Linked DNA regions of Homo sapiens: all the other regions are linked to region 1. The links are chromatin contacts, found by Hi-C or POLR2A ChIA-PET in ENCODE. All regions are on one chromosome and are shown on one strand. The core of a region is the stretch at or near the end of the contact, and the rest is flanking DNA. Distances in the headings are between cores, read along the strand shown.

Region 1 (2,682 bases), core at 110-2,609:
CGGCACCAAGCCCTGTCCCCAGCCCTAGACAGCACTTGTTGAAACAGGAACTGAGGCCCCTCTCAGGGAACTTGGGGAGTAGAATCAGGCTGTTCTGGATGACTGGAGGGTAGAGTTGAAGCTGGCTTGTCTGAGAGGAATGATTTGGCCACCTTCTGAGCCCTGGGCCCCCAGAGAGCTGAGGAGGAGAGTTAATATCAGAGAGCTACTGTGTGTGTTCGAGTCCAGGGAGCAGCAGTTAGCTTCAGCCAGAGCCTGAAAAAAGAAATAGAGATTATTAGCATTAAGGAAGAGAAGGCTGCAGTGGGACCTCGGCGTGGTCGTTTTGTCATGGGGACTGAGTTGAGCTCCTTCTCCCTGAATACATATTGTGAGCAAATTGACATAGTTTGCATGTGAGAGATTTAGGTTAGATGTCAAGGAGATCTTTCTGTCAGTAAGAGAGTTCAAGCTTTGGAACAGGGCTCAAGGGAGACCAGGGGCTGCCTTTGCTTGAGGACCTCCAAGAATAGGTCAAGATTCTCTGGGCTCTGGGAGCCTCATAGCAAGATGGCGGAGGCGGGGGAGGGGGAGTTGTATGAAATGATCTGGAAGCTTTCTTCCAGGTCAAAAATGCCACATTCCCGAGCTTTTGGGTAGGAATCAAGTTCCTCTAGATTTAGCTATTTGACAGAGTCCAGGACGGGGGTGGGGGGTGGGGGGTGGGGTCTGATCTTATGTGCCGAAGTTAGAAGGAGTTTCTGCAACAACCCCTCGTCATTTTTGGCAGGTCCAAGATGTGGAGGGTGACTTAGGTGTGTGTGAGCAAGGTTCCAGAGGGAAGCACCTGCGGTGAATAAACCGTCTCATTCTAGGCGTTTGGGGTCTATCAAAGCTGGGTGGCTTCCTCCTTCCTAGCAAGTGAACTGCACCCAAATCCCTCCTTGTTTTGTTTCAGCTCCAAGGGAAACGATCGCGGCACATTCCCTTCCCCTCTCCAGATGTTGGCATGCGGGGCACCTTGTGGGCGACCCCGCCTGGACGGCTTCGCGGCTCCCGGGCGATCACCCTGGTGCCTGCCGCCTGGCCCGGGGGAGCCCGGTCTCTAATTAGGCCTGACCGCGTCCCCATTCCAGCGCTCCTGCAGATGGGAGGGAGGGCCATGTTTCCCCCCCCAGGGGCACCGAAATAGCCTCGTAGTCCCGCGGAGACAGCAGGCAGCCGTGGCTGACGCGGGACCAAGGCTTGGCAGGGAGCGCGCTGCTGTGGAAGGTCCTTGGGAGGCTGCGACCGCCTCGGAGAGGGCGGGCGGGGGAGAACGGGGCGGGGGGTGGGGCGGGGGCCAGGGGCGGCCTCTCGGGCTGGGCCGGCAGAGCGGCCACTTTGCGCGCGGCCTCTGGAGCTCCAGCTGCGCCCCGCCACCACTGGCCGCTCGCACTACCAGCCTGTCTCGCACGCTAAGTAAGTAGACAGCTCCCCTAGCTGGATTCAGGGGGCTGGTGATGCCTCTGCTAGCCTAGTTGGGAACAGTGCAGGTTTGTCACTAATTGGATAGTAGGTGTAAGTGTGTCAGTGGGAGTGCTTGTGAAGGGGAGCTTGCGCCAGTGTGAGGGAGTGTGTCTGGATGGGATGTCCACATGTGGAATTTTCTAGCATGTGCCCCAGGGTGCGAGTGTGGGTGAACGAGTGTGTCAGAGTGTGTGGTGGCCTGGAGTGGGCCACAGGTATTTGCCTGTGTGGCACCTGCTGCCCTGGGTGCACTGTGTCTGTACCTGTGGAAATGCCTGTGTGTGTGGCAGGAAGGCCCCCAGGTGGGCTGAGCCAGTCCACATGTGGATGAGTGGATGTGCCAGTGTGAACCCAGGAAGGCAGAAATTGGGGCTAGGGAGTGTTATCTGAACTCAGGCTTTCTAAGGTGACCTGACTTGTCCCAGCTGGGGTGTCTTCTCTGTGGGTCATTCAGCTTTGGTTTCTCAGGGCTTGGAGAAGGACAGAAGCTCAGAGCCCTCACACAACACTGGAGTGAATGTGGCTCTGACTAACCCCATCTGGCTAGACCAGGGTCAGGGAGACAGCTTGGGAGACCCCACTCTTAAACCAGGAGAAGAGACAGGAGGCCAGGGGATGAGTGGACCATATGGCCATGGCCACCCACAAACACTCGCAGTGCACCCACGCTTACATGCTCAGCATACACACATTCCTGTCCATGTGCACCAGTCTTGCACACACTCTTCTCAGGATAGCCATGCAACCATTCACACTTTCAACATGTATACCTGTGGACAACGACATGTATGCAACATGCACCCACTTTGTTCAATGCATATGCGCAAATGTATCCCTGGTGTGGCCCCACCCTCAGCCGCTAGCCTCCTCCCACTTTTGCCCCTTTTAATCTATATATTATACCTCTGACAATGGGTCCAAGAAACTGGCCTCAGTGGGGAATATTTTAAGTCAGGGACTTTGGCTGTGGGGGTCAGGGCAGATGGTGATGTGGTGCCTTTGAGGGGTTCCATTGAATCTGAAACTGAGGCTGTCCATGGAGCTCAGCCAGAGAGCATCTTGTCCCTTTAGCTCTGGGACTTAGAAGCACTGTTCGCCCTTTTAGAAGTGAAAACTTCCAAACACTGCCTTTGGAAGGCAAGCCAGGTCAGGCTGGGATCTGACATGGAGCTCAGCATATATAATTTGCTCCAT
Region 2 (2,682 bases), core at 123-2,622, 840 kb before region 1:
GTCAAATTTAAATAATGACATCCTGCTTTAGAAACCCTGTTGGTTCAGAAGGCTTCACATGCTCTGTAGGGTGGAGAGCAGAGGCTGTGTCATGGTTCAGTACCACGGACCTAGGTTCAAACCACTGCTGCACCTGAGTACCCATGAGGGTTGGGGCCAGTTATTTTACCTTTTCTGGCCTTAGGCTTCGACACAAACTCTCTCCTACTAGCAGACACCTCTACTCCACCTCCACAATTTAGACAATTCTTACACGTGGGTCTTGATGGTATCCTGTTGTAGGACTCATTGAAAGCCAACTGCACTCCACCCAACCCTCACTTCATAAATAAGTAAATGCATGCACTGTGTGAAGCTGGTTTGGGTTGCATTTCTGTCACTTATAACTGAAAATGTCATGACAAATAAAATATGCATGCATAATTTTACAGTTATCAGAGCAAAATGAAATTTGTCTTCACTTAACATTCATAATATTCATAATGTCTTAACATAAGATAGCACTCATTAACATTTTCTCATACTGTTCTAAATACTCCTAGTCTTTATAACTGATTGGTAATAGTTCTCATATTTTAAGCAGTTGCATGTTTAAGCAATTTTTCTTTACCTCAAATAATCTGTAAGTATTCACAGAAGGGAAAAGGGTGAAAACATCTTATTCAAGTCTACTGACTCCAACACCTGGAGTTGGTATAAACATAGTCCCTCTTTTTCTAGTGTTGGAATGTAACTGTTACTCAGTGGTTCTAACCTGGAATCACTAGCCTACAGAGGAAGTCAAAAGCGCCACCTGTGAAAAACACTCGACTCTCCTGCTCCCTTCCCCACTACACTAGTGCTGCCCAAATCAAGACCTGCAGCCTGATAAGATCCACAAATGAGATAAAGAAACTGAAAGCAAGTGTTTAGAAACTCTTAATTTGACACTGCCATGATATACAGGAGAATGATTATTTTCCAAATAATTCATTTTTTATAACATTTAGAAAAGTATCAGTCCACAACACTGGAGACTAACAATCTTTTAACCTGGCCCTCCAATGCAGATAAGTCTTGAGAAGCTGCACTGTGCCACTCTCCCCCATCAGAGAGGCATGTGCTAGAGTCTGCGAACTAGGTTTCTAAATTTCTCAAACGCTGAAGGATCCAGGTGTGAATACATAGTTCCAGATCTGCATACCTCCCTATCTGTGATTAAGTAACTTGCAGTGGCTTATTCTTATTCCTCTAACCTCCTACCCTGTAAAACAAGATAACTTCCCCATCTTGCCCTGCTTTTGCCACAGAATTTCTCAAAATAGCCCACACTTACTTCCTCCACATCCTTAGCCTCCAATCACACCTCAACTCACTATCATCTGGTTTCCACAACCAGAAGACTGAAATAAATCTAAGGAAGTCATCAGCAACCGCACAAGACCAGTGCAGCCTCTCACTCCCCCATCCTCTGCACAGCACTCAATGCTTTCCACCACCTCCGTGGCTTCCTTCACAAAACAGCCTCGTGGTTCTCTCCAGTTTCTGGCTACTTCTCTTGGCTTTTTGCTGCCTCTTCATCTTCTACCTCCCATGTTTGTTTTCCCCAAAGTTTTACCCTTGGACCCTCTCCTCAAACACTCTCTTCCTGGAGGATATTACCCATTCTTATCTCCTCAATCACTAAGCTCAAAAGAGACAAATTTCAAATCTGCATTCCTAGTCCGAGCAGCCTCTTTTGACCTCCAATTCCCATTCCCCATTCCCAAATGCCTCCTGGACTAACCCTGTATGGGATTGTCACATAAATTTCTATCACTAGAGAGTTGCCTATACTCCTTATTTTAATTAATAGCACCACCACCTTCCTGGTCATCCAGACAGTATTTTGGAGACTCAAACATCACTTGGATATCCCTCCAGTGTTCAGTCTCCTTCTCCCCATGTCACTGCAGTTCAGGTCTTCATTGTCTCTCTTTCTGAAATCATCCATTCATCAAATGGCTTTTCAGCACATGCCAGGCAATATAAACACAACAGACGTGATTCTGCCCTCACTGAGTTTATAATACTAAGAGAACAGATTCCATGATTCCAACAACCTCTATCTGACCACCAAATTTGCACTTCTCTGCCATTATGCTACCACTAGATTAGATCCAGGCACCTCCTGTTCAGAATCCTTGGCAGTTTCCCATTATACACAGAAGGGCCATCCTATTTAAAGCCCTCCACAACCTGATCCCAGTCTATTTTATCATATTTTTTTCCCATTGCATGTAGAATCTTTTTAGGCCAAGGTTCCAGTCCAGAATACACCCTGCATTCTGCCAACTCTGGGCCTTTCTCATCTTTCCACCCTCACTCTTCTCTCCTCTCCATCTCAAATCCTACCAATCCATCGAGCTCCAGCTTAAACACCAATTCTAATTAAGAAGTTCCCTCAGATTTTCCAGGAGAAATATATGCTACAATCCCTTCTGCTGGACAACACTTTTTGAATGCTTTTCCTACTCTGCCTTGAAAGTGGGTCCCAGCATTTGTTTTTATCACTCTAAAACTTCCTGCACTAGACTCTGAGTAATTTGAAAAAAAAGGAAAATCTCCACATTTATCCATTTCCCCAGAATGCCTATTACTGCCATGCACAAAAAAAAAAAAAAAAAAAAAACATGCTCAGTCAAGTATTTTTAATTAAAATAC
Region 3 (2,682 bases), core at 74-2,573, 810 kb before region 1:
GTCTCTCCCTGGTTCAAGTGATTCTCCTGCCTCAGCCTCCCGAGAAGCTGGGATAACAGCGCCCACCATTTTACAGATGAGACCATTGAGGCTCAGCAGTTAAATAACCTGCCAAAGGTCACAAAGTGGAACTGGGATTCCAATCAGGTCTAACTCCAATGCAATACTCCTTCCATTATACTTTCTTTAACCTGCCATACTAACATAGCACATAGCCTGCGACAGTTTAAAAAAAAAAATCCTGGTACCCCTTAAAATAAGTGATTCATTATTTTTTTAAATTATAAACTGCTACTGCCAAATAGAAAAGTAAAGTCGTTTCATTAAAAATGGAAACGCCCCATTTGTAAGTTACGAGTAAAGGTGTAAGTAGGTCATTTTTTTTTAAATACACAAAGATACTGTTTGACCCAGCAATTTCAATTCCAGAAACTTATCCTGCCGATAGGTCTGCACATATAAGAAATGATATGTACAAGGTTGTTCATAGTGAAATGTCTTTAAAAGACTGGAAACACAATGTGCTTCAGCAAGGACAATGTCATTCAGCAAATGCCTGGTTAAATTACGAAAGGTTCATTCAATATGAATATAACCATTAAAAAAAGGAATGACTTCATGCATTAATATACAGCAATCTGCAAGATATGTTGTTAAATACCCACAGTTTATGTATTTGCTTTATGTGCACAAAATATCTCTGGAAAGATACACAAGAAACTGATTAACTTTACCTGTGGGTTTAACTGGGTTGCTAGGAGATATGGATGGAAGGAAAACAATTCTTGTAGCTTTCAAATTTGAAATACATGAATGAAAGAAGGAACCCAAGAGTTTCGAAAGACCTAGACAGATTAAACATAAACTCTTTAGTAATAAAAGCTAGATTCTAGTCCCAGCTATACAAACAACTAGCTCAGTGCTCCTAGATGAGTAAATCTCTTAAACCTCTTTCCTGGCTCTCACCTATAAATGAGGGGTTTGCCCTTCATGACCTCTTTAAGACTCTTTCCAGCTATATAATTTTATTATGACACGTTTAGCTCCTACAATATGCCAAATATAATTTATAGGTGCTATCGAGGACTTCCTTGTTTTAAATTTGTGGAATACAGCAAAATATCATATTTTAAAAGAGGAAGATTTGCTTGAAGCCCTACCTCTGCTACTTTATAGCTGTAGGATTTGCAGTAAGTCACTCCTCACTGACACCAAATTTAATTACTTGCAAAGCTGAGAGACACTTTCAAGAGTTTTTTACAAGGAGTAAAACGTGAACATTTTCTGTACTTTACAGCTCCACATGAAATGTGAACTACTGCACACAGACTCCCCCTTCAGGTGCTATGAAGTAAAGAGCATGTATTTTAGAGGCAGTCAGACCTACATACCCCGCTTAATTGCTGTATCATCTTGGGAAAGTTATTTAATCTCTTAAGTCTCAATTTCCTCACCTAAAAGATGATCATAATGATTCTTACTTGAAAGGGCTATTGTGAAGATTAAATGATATTGTTAAGTACTCAGTACACTGCTTAACTAAAACTGAGTATTCAAAAATTGGCTCTTTTCCTTTCCAAACTTAGAAATGGAAGGGTGCCCCATAAACAGGTAGGTAACCAACTCACTTCTAGTTGTAACTTTTGCTTCCCAGAGTCTAGACTGTTACTTCCATTTTCACTTCCTCTCCCCTCTATCCCGTTACCTACCAATATCCTAAACCCCAATTTCATTTCTCACCTCTTCTAGAACAGAGAATGGTCTGTAGAAGCAAAACTAGAATTAAAGGGGGTGATTTCCACAGCACATGTTCTATTACTAAACTGCTAAAACTGCCACAAGAATCTTCCCTAGGCTCACTCACCACCCCACTTAATCTACAAATACTAACTGAACACCTATAATGTGCCAAGCATTGTGTCAGGAGCTGAGGATCTAATCCCCAGGCTCTTAGAGGGCTGGCAGTTTCTTGAAGTATTGACCATCAATAAATAAGCAAACATAATACATCAGAGGTGATAGGAACTCTGAAGAAAAATGAAGGGGGCTGGCAACAGCAGGAGTTGGAGGGGAGGATATGATACTGCATAAGATAGCCAGAGAAGGCTCCACGCACAATGTGACACTGGAGAAGGGAATCCTGGATCAACTGAAGGAGTGAGCCATGCTGTGATCTAGAGTATCATTCCAGGCAGAGGGAACATTAAGTTAAAGGCAGTGCGGTGAGAGTACTGTAACATGTCTGAAGAACAGCAAGACAGCCAGTGTAGCTACAACAACAAACATGAGAGAGTGGTTAATGAGTTCAGAAAATTAACAGGGAGGCAGGCGGAGACTTGCAGGCCAGAGTGAGGACTTCAGATTTTATTCAAAGTGAAATGAAAACCACTAGAGGGTCTGAGGCAGATGAATAAAATGTTCTGACTTTCATATGAAAAGTAATACTGGCTGCAGTCAGAAGACTGGATTATAGGTCAAGGGTGAAATCAGAGACTACTTAAGAAGCTATTACAATAAATCATGAAAAGAAAATTGCAGCTTGAAGGGAGGTGACTGGAATGGAGGTGTAAAGTGGCCAGATCCGTGTTTACTTCCAAAGGAGGGCCAACAGCATTTGCAGATAAACTGGATGTAGATACAGAGTCTGTCAGAAAAGACTCAAAGATGATGCCAAGTTTTTCT
Region 4 (2,682 bases), core at 128-2,627, 570 kb before region 1:
TTTCCATTTGTGGCTTCAGAACTGAAATGTTTCCCTTGACCCTCTCTACCCACCCAGCTCTGTTCAGATCTTCACTCCCTTGTTTTCAGCTTCCCTACTTGCTCTCTGCATTTGCCTGGCCCACAAATGCACAAAGTTGCCTTCTGTGGGTGACCTTGTCTTTTTGCAACTAAGATGATGAAAACTGGAACTCTCCATCCAGCTACGTTGTCTCAGGCCACCCTGGGTGACACTCCTCCCAGTTGGATCCAGTCCTCAGGATTTTTCCCTCTGAAAAACACAGTGAACTAGACAGGCTTTTAGGAAACATTACGTCCTCAGGAGAGATACGATATTGCTTATGGTTCAGCGCACACTTCCAGAAAATAAACTGAGATCGCCTAAATGCAGAAAGATCAAAAAAGCCCTTCATTTCTGGAGGTAAATGTCTGTTTTTCAGTTCTACACATACTACCTTACTAAAAGCTGATACCTGATGGATTGCAATTGGGTTTTCACACAACAATAAAATACTACTCCTATCAGAAAGGAAATGTGAAAAAAAATTGTGAACGTAAAAAAGGAACATGTGGAGTTAAACATCAACTTTTCCTCTTAGAAAATCTGCAGAAAAGCCCAGTTAAAGAAGAAGATTGTTTTAGAATAAGTCATCTAATGCTGGCTTACTGTTCTTTTTAAAAAAGGTACACTTTTTGTGAAAAGAATTTTACTTCCCCTGTCATTTTGGGATGGGGGACAAAAACTTGGGAGTATCACTCCCATGTTCTAGTGTAAAAGAAAAAAAAGTTCCTGGTATGAAAAATGTTATAAAGTTAACACTTGGACACAGGAAGGGGAACATCACACACCAGGGCCTGTTGTGGGGTGGGGGGAGGAGGGAGGGATAGCATTCGGAGATATATCTAATGTAAATGACGAGTTAATGGGTGCAGTACACCAACATAGCACATGTATACATATGTAACAAACCTGCACGTTGTGAACATGTACCCTAGAACTTAAAGCATAATTTTTAAAAAAAGAAAAATGTTCTAAAGTTATATATAACAATAGTTTTCTCCCCTAATTAAAATGTTGTATTTTTCTACTTTTCCACATTAACATGAGAATATATAAAAGGCATCCTTGCATAAAACCCTTTGACCAGATTTCACAACTCTAGTCCTATGCTAATAAGAAGTCTTTATTTAGTTTCAGTCTTTCCAAATAAGCCTGTATGCTTCTGACGCAGCAAACACCAGTTTGGTCCTCTCTGTCCTCTGTCCCTTGACCCCCAGGCTCAGTCTATTCACCTAAGGTAAAACTAGACCCTATTTGTACAGAACATATTCGTCTTTGTGCAGGCGCACACAGAACTGGGGGAGCTCTGCTCTGGCCCAGGAAAGAGATAGAGATTGGCTGCCATCCAGTTGAGTTGGCTCAAGAGAAGTTCAGCTTTCTTGTCCTCTCACAGACAGTCCCTTCCGTGCTGACCTTTAACTAATTGGCAGGGCTCTGGAGCCTTGACTCTGCTTCCCCACTGCCCACACTCTTTTCCCCCACATTCTTGATACCTTTTGGAAGGCAGAAAAGCTGGAGAAAGAGGCACTAGGGAGAGAAAAGTGCAAGTCTGAGCCTCTTAGGAGTTCCCCTCCTTCTTGATAAGGGAGTAGGACTGTTAATTTCAAAGGATACCAACACATGGCATGGAAAATTTGCAAACACATGGAGAATTTAGCATGGTCTATGCATCAGGGCGGATAGTTTATAAACCTTGGAAGAATATGCTAGCCTTTCTGCAGATATCCTATAGTCTTTTTGAAAGTCCATATTTAATGGAGCTTTTGCAAATATATTGCCGCTTTTTTATAATGAGCATTATCAGTATTTCCACTGTGTAAGATTAGATTCCAGGCAAAATTATAACGCATACAATGATCAAATAGTTTATAGCTACAGCTATTGTATATAGCTTTAGCTATTACAGCTAATAGCTAAAGCTTTTTAAAATGCAAACTATAATTACTTAATTTTGAAAAAGACCCAACAATTCTATATTAAAAATTCTCTATACCATGGTTAAAACTTTTAAAAAAGTAAATATTACAGAATAAAAATTATAAAATTGTGGAAGTACCTTTACAATTGTAAAAGCAAAGATTTGATTGTATTTTCCTGATTTTTGTTCCCCTTTCATGATGTTAATGATGATGGCTCAGTTACATGCTTGGCATCCTTCCTCCTGCTAATTTTGTACAAACAATCTTCTCCCTCATTTGGGGGCATCTGTAACCCATTCATCTAAACCACTCTATTTACCTTTCAAAGGCTGGCATTCAGCTGTAAGCAGGGAAAAAAAAACCCAACAACTTTCCAGTTTGTTGGCAACTTGTTGAAGGCAATTGACTGCTTTTCAATAGAAAATGTTTCCTTCCCCTATTGTGTCACCTCTACCCCCTAAAACATTTCACAAAGCTCTGGCTGAGCCCTCCCATGATTGCCAGACAATGGCTTCCTTTGGAAGAAAAATAACAGAAGCAGCTGGTGTCATAAACCTGAGGTGTTTTATTAAAGAGTCATTGCCCTCCACCTACAATGTCTGCACAATAAATGGCACCACAGGGCTGGAAGGGACTTCCCAATTCAATCCTACCTATTAAATTTTACAGGGCAGGAACCTGAGTTCCAGAGAAGTAAGGATAT
Region 5 (2,682 bases), core at 91-2,590, 540 kb before region 1:
TCATGGTTGCGCTGCCATTAAGTAGTGAAGGCAGGATCTGAACTCAGGTACTCCAGTCTCATAAAGAACATGCTTTAATACTACTACTAATTTTCTCCTTCCAATGATGATCTTTCCTCCATTCTACCTCTGCTATCCACTTCCACTGTCATACTGTGAACCCTCACATCACCTCAACCTGCCTCATCTTGAAATCACTAATTCAGGCATCTCACCCTCTGACCAACTTCCTGTCTCTCCAGAGAAGTTATAAAACAACAATAAAAGTAATAGTAATAATAGCATTTATATAGCCTAAGTGCTCTTCACAAGTTAACTTATTTATTCCTCACAATTCCCTGGCAAATGTAGGTATTATTACAACTGTTTTACAGATGAGGAAATTGAGGCAAAGGAGGTTAGGTGACATGCTCAAGGCCACACAGCTTATGGGTGGCAAAGCCAGAATTTGAACCCAGACAGTCAGGCTCCAGTGTTCACATCCTTAACTATTGTGTTAAGGATGATAAGCCTGGAGTTGAGGGAAAAGTTATTATCCCACTTAGGAGTTAACAAAAAAATCCATGCCTAACTCATGTTCCAAATATTTGTTTATCTGTTTGTTTGAAAGAGCCTCTAACATGATTTGCATATTCACTCATATTGAGAACCACAAATTAGATCATTTAAACAGCCACATGTTGTCGCTCATAAGTGGGAGTTGAACAATGAGAACACATGGGCACAGGGAGGTGAACATCACACACCGGGGCCTGTTGGGGGGTTGGGGGCTAGGGGAGGGATAGCATTAGGAGAAATACCTAATGTAGATCACGGGTTGATGGGTGCAGCAAGCCACCATGGCAAGTGTATACCTTTGTAACAAACTTGCATGTTCTGCACATGTACCCCAGAGCTTAAAGTATAATTAAAAAAAAATAGTCTCCCAATCTGGAGTTCTGGTCAAGTTTAACCCTATTGTTTGTTGTCCTGCTGGCCTTGGTTAGAATTGCTTCACATAAACAGGACAGGGCTGGGCTTGAGAGTGTCAGCATTATGACTTGTCCAGTTAAATGAAAAAAGCATCATTGTCAGTAGCTTGGCAGGGCTGGAGCAAGAAAGGATGGACAAATTTCTTGATACAGACATGATACCTGACGTGTTATTACTTGTGTTCATCTGATTTAATCCAATAGCTAGGAAGAAGACTAACTGATTAGCTGGGAATAGCTCAGGGCAGCAGTTTGCAACTCATTAATATGATGGCTTCTACTATAAGAAGAAAGCAGAATGAGAAATGCAAAGTAAAGAAGGTATTCTTGGCATGGGTCCAGGGGAAAAGCAGTCTGGCTGAAACCATTCAGTTTCGTCAGTCAGGAAGCAGCTATCTACGTAAACAGGAAGTAGAGAAGGTTGCAGGAGAGGGCAGTGGTTAGTTGGTGACAAACAAGAGCTGATACCAGATGGGTGTAAGTGGTTACATGTAAAAGAGATTCTGATAGAGGCCCAGACATTGCATGTTAATTATCCCGGCCTTCTCCTGGGAGAGCTTGTTTCACCAGAGTGTCTATGCAACATGTGTTGAGTCCTATTCTCAAATAGATACTTCCTTTAGAGCCTGGTTTTTGCCAGTTGTCTGCTGGGTAGTTTTATTTTATCTCATTGAATCATCTCAACATTCTGTGAGGATGGGATTAGGTGAAGAAACCAGCTCAAAGGGATTAAGTTACCTGGCCTAAATTCATTTACATCATGCTATTATACAACACTTTGGAAACTGTCTCCTCTCTTAAAAGTAACTATTAGGTATAACCTATTAGAAAGAAGGTATGTTGACATTCTAGAGATGCCATAACAAATTGCTACAAACCTCGTGACTTAAAACAACATAAATCTATCCTTTTACTATTCTAGAGGACAGAAGTCTGAAATCAAGGTATTGGCAGGGCCATGATCCTTCTGAAGGTTCTAGAAGAGAATGCTTCTTTGCCTTGTCCAGCTTCTGATGTCTCCAGGCATTCTTTGGCTTCTAGCTACGTAACGGCGATCTCTACCTTCATCTTCATATGGCCTTTCCTCTTTGTCTTTGTCTTTTACTCTTCTGTCTGTTATAAGGATACTTGGAATTGGATTTAAAATCCATCTGGATGATCTCATTTCAAGATCCTTAACTTAATTACAGCTGCAAAGACTTTTTTTTTTTTTTTTTTTTTTTAAATAAGGTAACATTAACAGGGGCCAAGTATTAGGACATGGACACATCCTTTTTGGGGCCAACTTTCGACCAACTATAAGAGGTGTCACTATTATAATATAAATGCAGATTTTGTAGTATTTTAATAACAACTAAGGAATTGAGAGGAGTATGTCTTGATTAGAGTTTCCATGTCTAGATCTCTATTCTTTAAAAGAATAAACTTTTACAAAATGCTAGTTCCCCTAGAAACCCCCCTCAAACCTTTGGCCTATTAGAATTTCAGAGCAAGAGGGGCATGTGATGCAAAGGCACATGTACTTTGAAAATGCCCTCCAAGTGAACATGATATATCCTTCCTACAAGCTACACACCCACATGTGTTTGAGAATTGCTTCTCTGAGGAAATGCCATTCCCAGGCTGATGGATGGGTAAGAGGGAACTTCAAGGTACACTGATTGTGTGCTGAGGAAAGGGAGAGAAAAATCTGTCTGCAGTGATAATGGAG

Evidence for each region. A loop is a pair of places that touch in the nucleus more often than their neighbours do. ChIA-PET counts read pairs that join two places held with the same protein, here RNA polymerase II (POLR2A). Pooled maps may share reads with other maps.
Region 2: a map with no recorded cell type shows a loop between it and region 1 (4-fold over the local background). The contact joins the enhancer-like site here to the promoter of INSC in region 1. A Hi-C loop is called at or near these places in 3 of 37 single-sample maps with no recorded cell type and 5 of 50 pooled maps.
Region 3: a loop to region 1 is called in a map with no recorded cell type, with 4 times the contacts of the local background. The contact joins the enhancer-like site here to the promoter of INSC in region 1. A Hi-C loop is called at or near these places in 3 of 37 single-sample maps with no recorded cell type and 3 of 50 pooled maps.
Region 4: a loop to region 1 is called in a map with no recorded cell type, with 2.8 times the contacts of the local background. The contact joins the enhancer-like site here to the promoter of INSC in region 1. A Hi-C loop is called at or near these places in 1 of 37 single-sample maps with no recorded cell type and 1 of 50 pooled maps. POLR2A ChIA-PET finds 5 or more read pairs at or near these places in 2 of 52 experiments (GM12878 and activated T-cell).
Region 5: a loop to region 1 is called in a pooled map, with 18 times the contacts of the local background. The contact joins the enhancer-like site here to the promoter of INSC in region 1. A Hi-C loop is called at or near these places in 3 of 37 single-sample maps with no recorded cell type and 5 of 50 pooled maps.

What each region holds. Positions count from the first base shown.
Region 1 is chr11:15,113,564-15,116,245 of GRCh38, forward strand. INSC (INSC spindle orientation adaptor protein) reads left to right here and starts at 1,360. Exons shown (of 13, transcript NM_001042536.3): 1 at 1,360-1,440. RefSeq lists an enhancer at 534-1,067.
Region 2 is chr11:14,270,044-14,272,725 of GRCh38, forward strand. No RefSeq gene overlaps it. Among named protein-coding and RNA genes, the nearest start is that of RRAS2, 88 kb to the right of the region's middle. Within about 2 kb of position 1,373, at least 5 of the 41 ENCODE cell types and tissues checked have a DNase peak (open chromatin) inside an H3K27ac peak, as active enhancers do.
Region 3 is chr11:14,307,473-14,310,154 of GRCh38, forward strand. The region is part of intron 1 of RRAS2 (RAS related 2); the gene reads right to left. Among named protein-coding and RNA genes, the nearest start is that of RRAS2, 50 kb to the right of the region's middle. RefSeq lists an enhancer at 1,495-1,624. Within about 2 kb of position 1,324, at least 3 of the 41 ENCODE cell types and tissues checked have a DNase peak (open chromatin) inside an H3K27ac peak, as active enhancers do.
Region 4 is chr11:14,540,079-14,542,760 of GRCh38, forward strand. It overlaps a transcript of PSMA1 not described here. Among named protein-coding and RNA genes, the nearest start is that of PSMA1, 21 kb to the left of the region's middle. Within about 2 kb of position 1,378, at least 10 of the 41 ENCODE cell types and tissues checked have a DNase peak (open chromatin) inside an H3K27ac peak, as active enhancers do.
Region 5 is chr11:14,577,316-14,579,997 of GRCh38, forward strand. It overlaps a transcript of PSMA1 not described here. Among named protein-coding and RNA genes, the nearest start is that of PSMA1, 58 kb to the left of the region's middle. Within about 2 kb of position 1,341, at least 10 of the 41 ENCODE cell types and tissues checked have a DNase peak (open chromatin) inside an H3K27ac peak, as active enhancers do.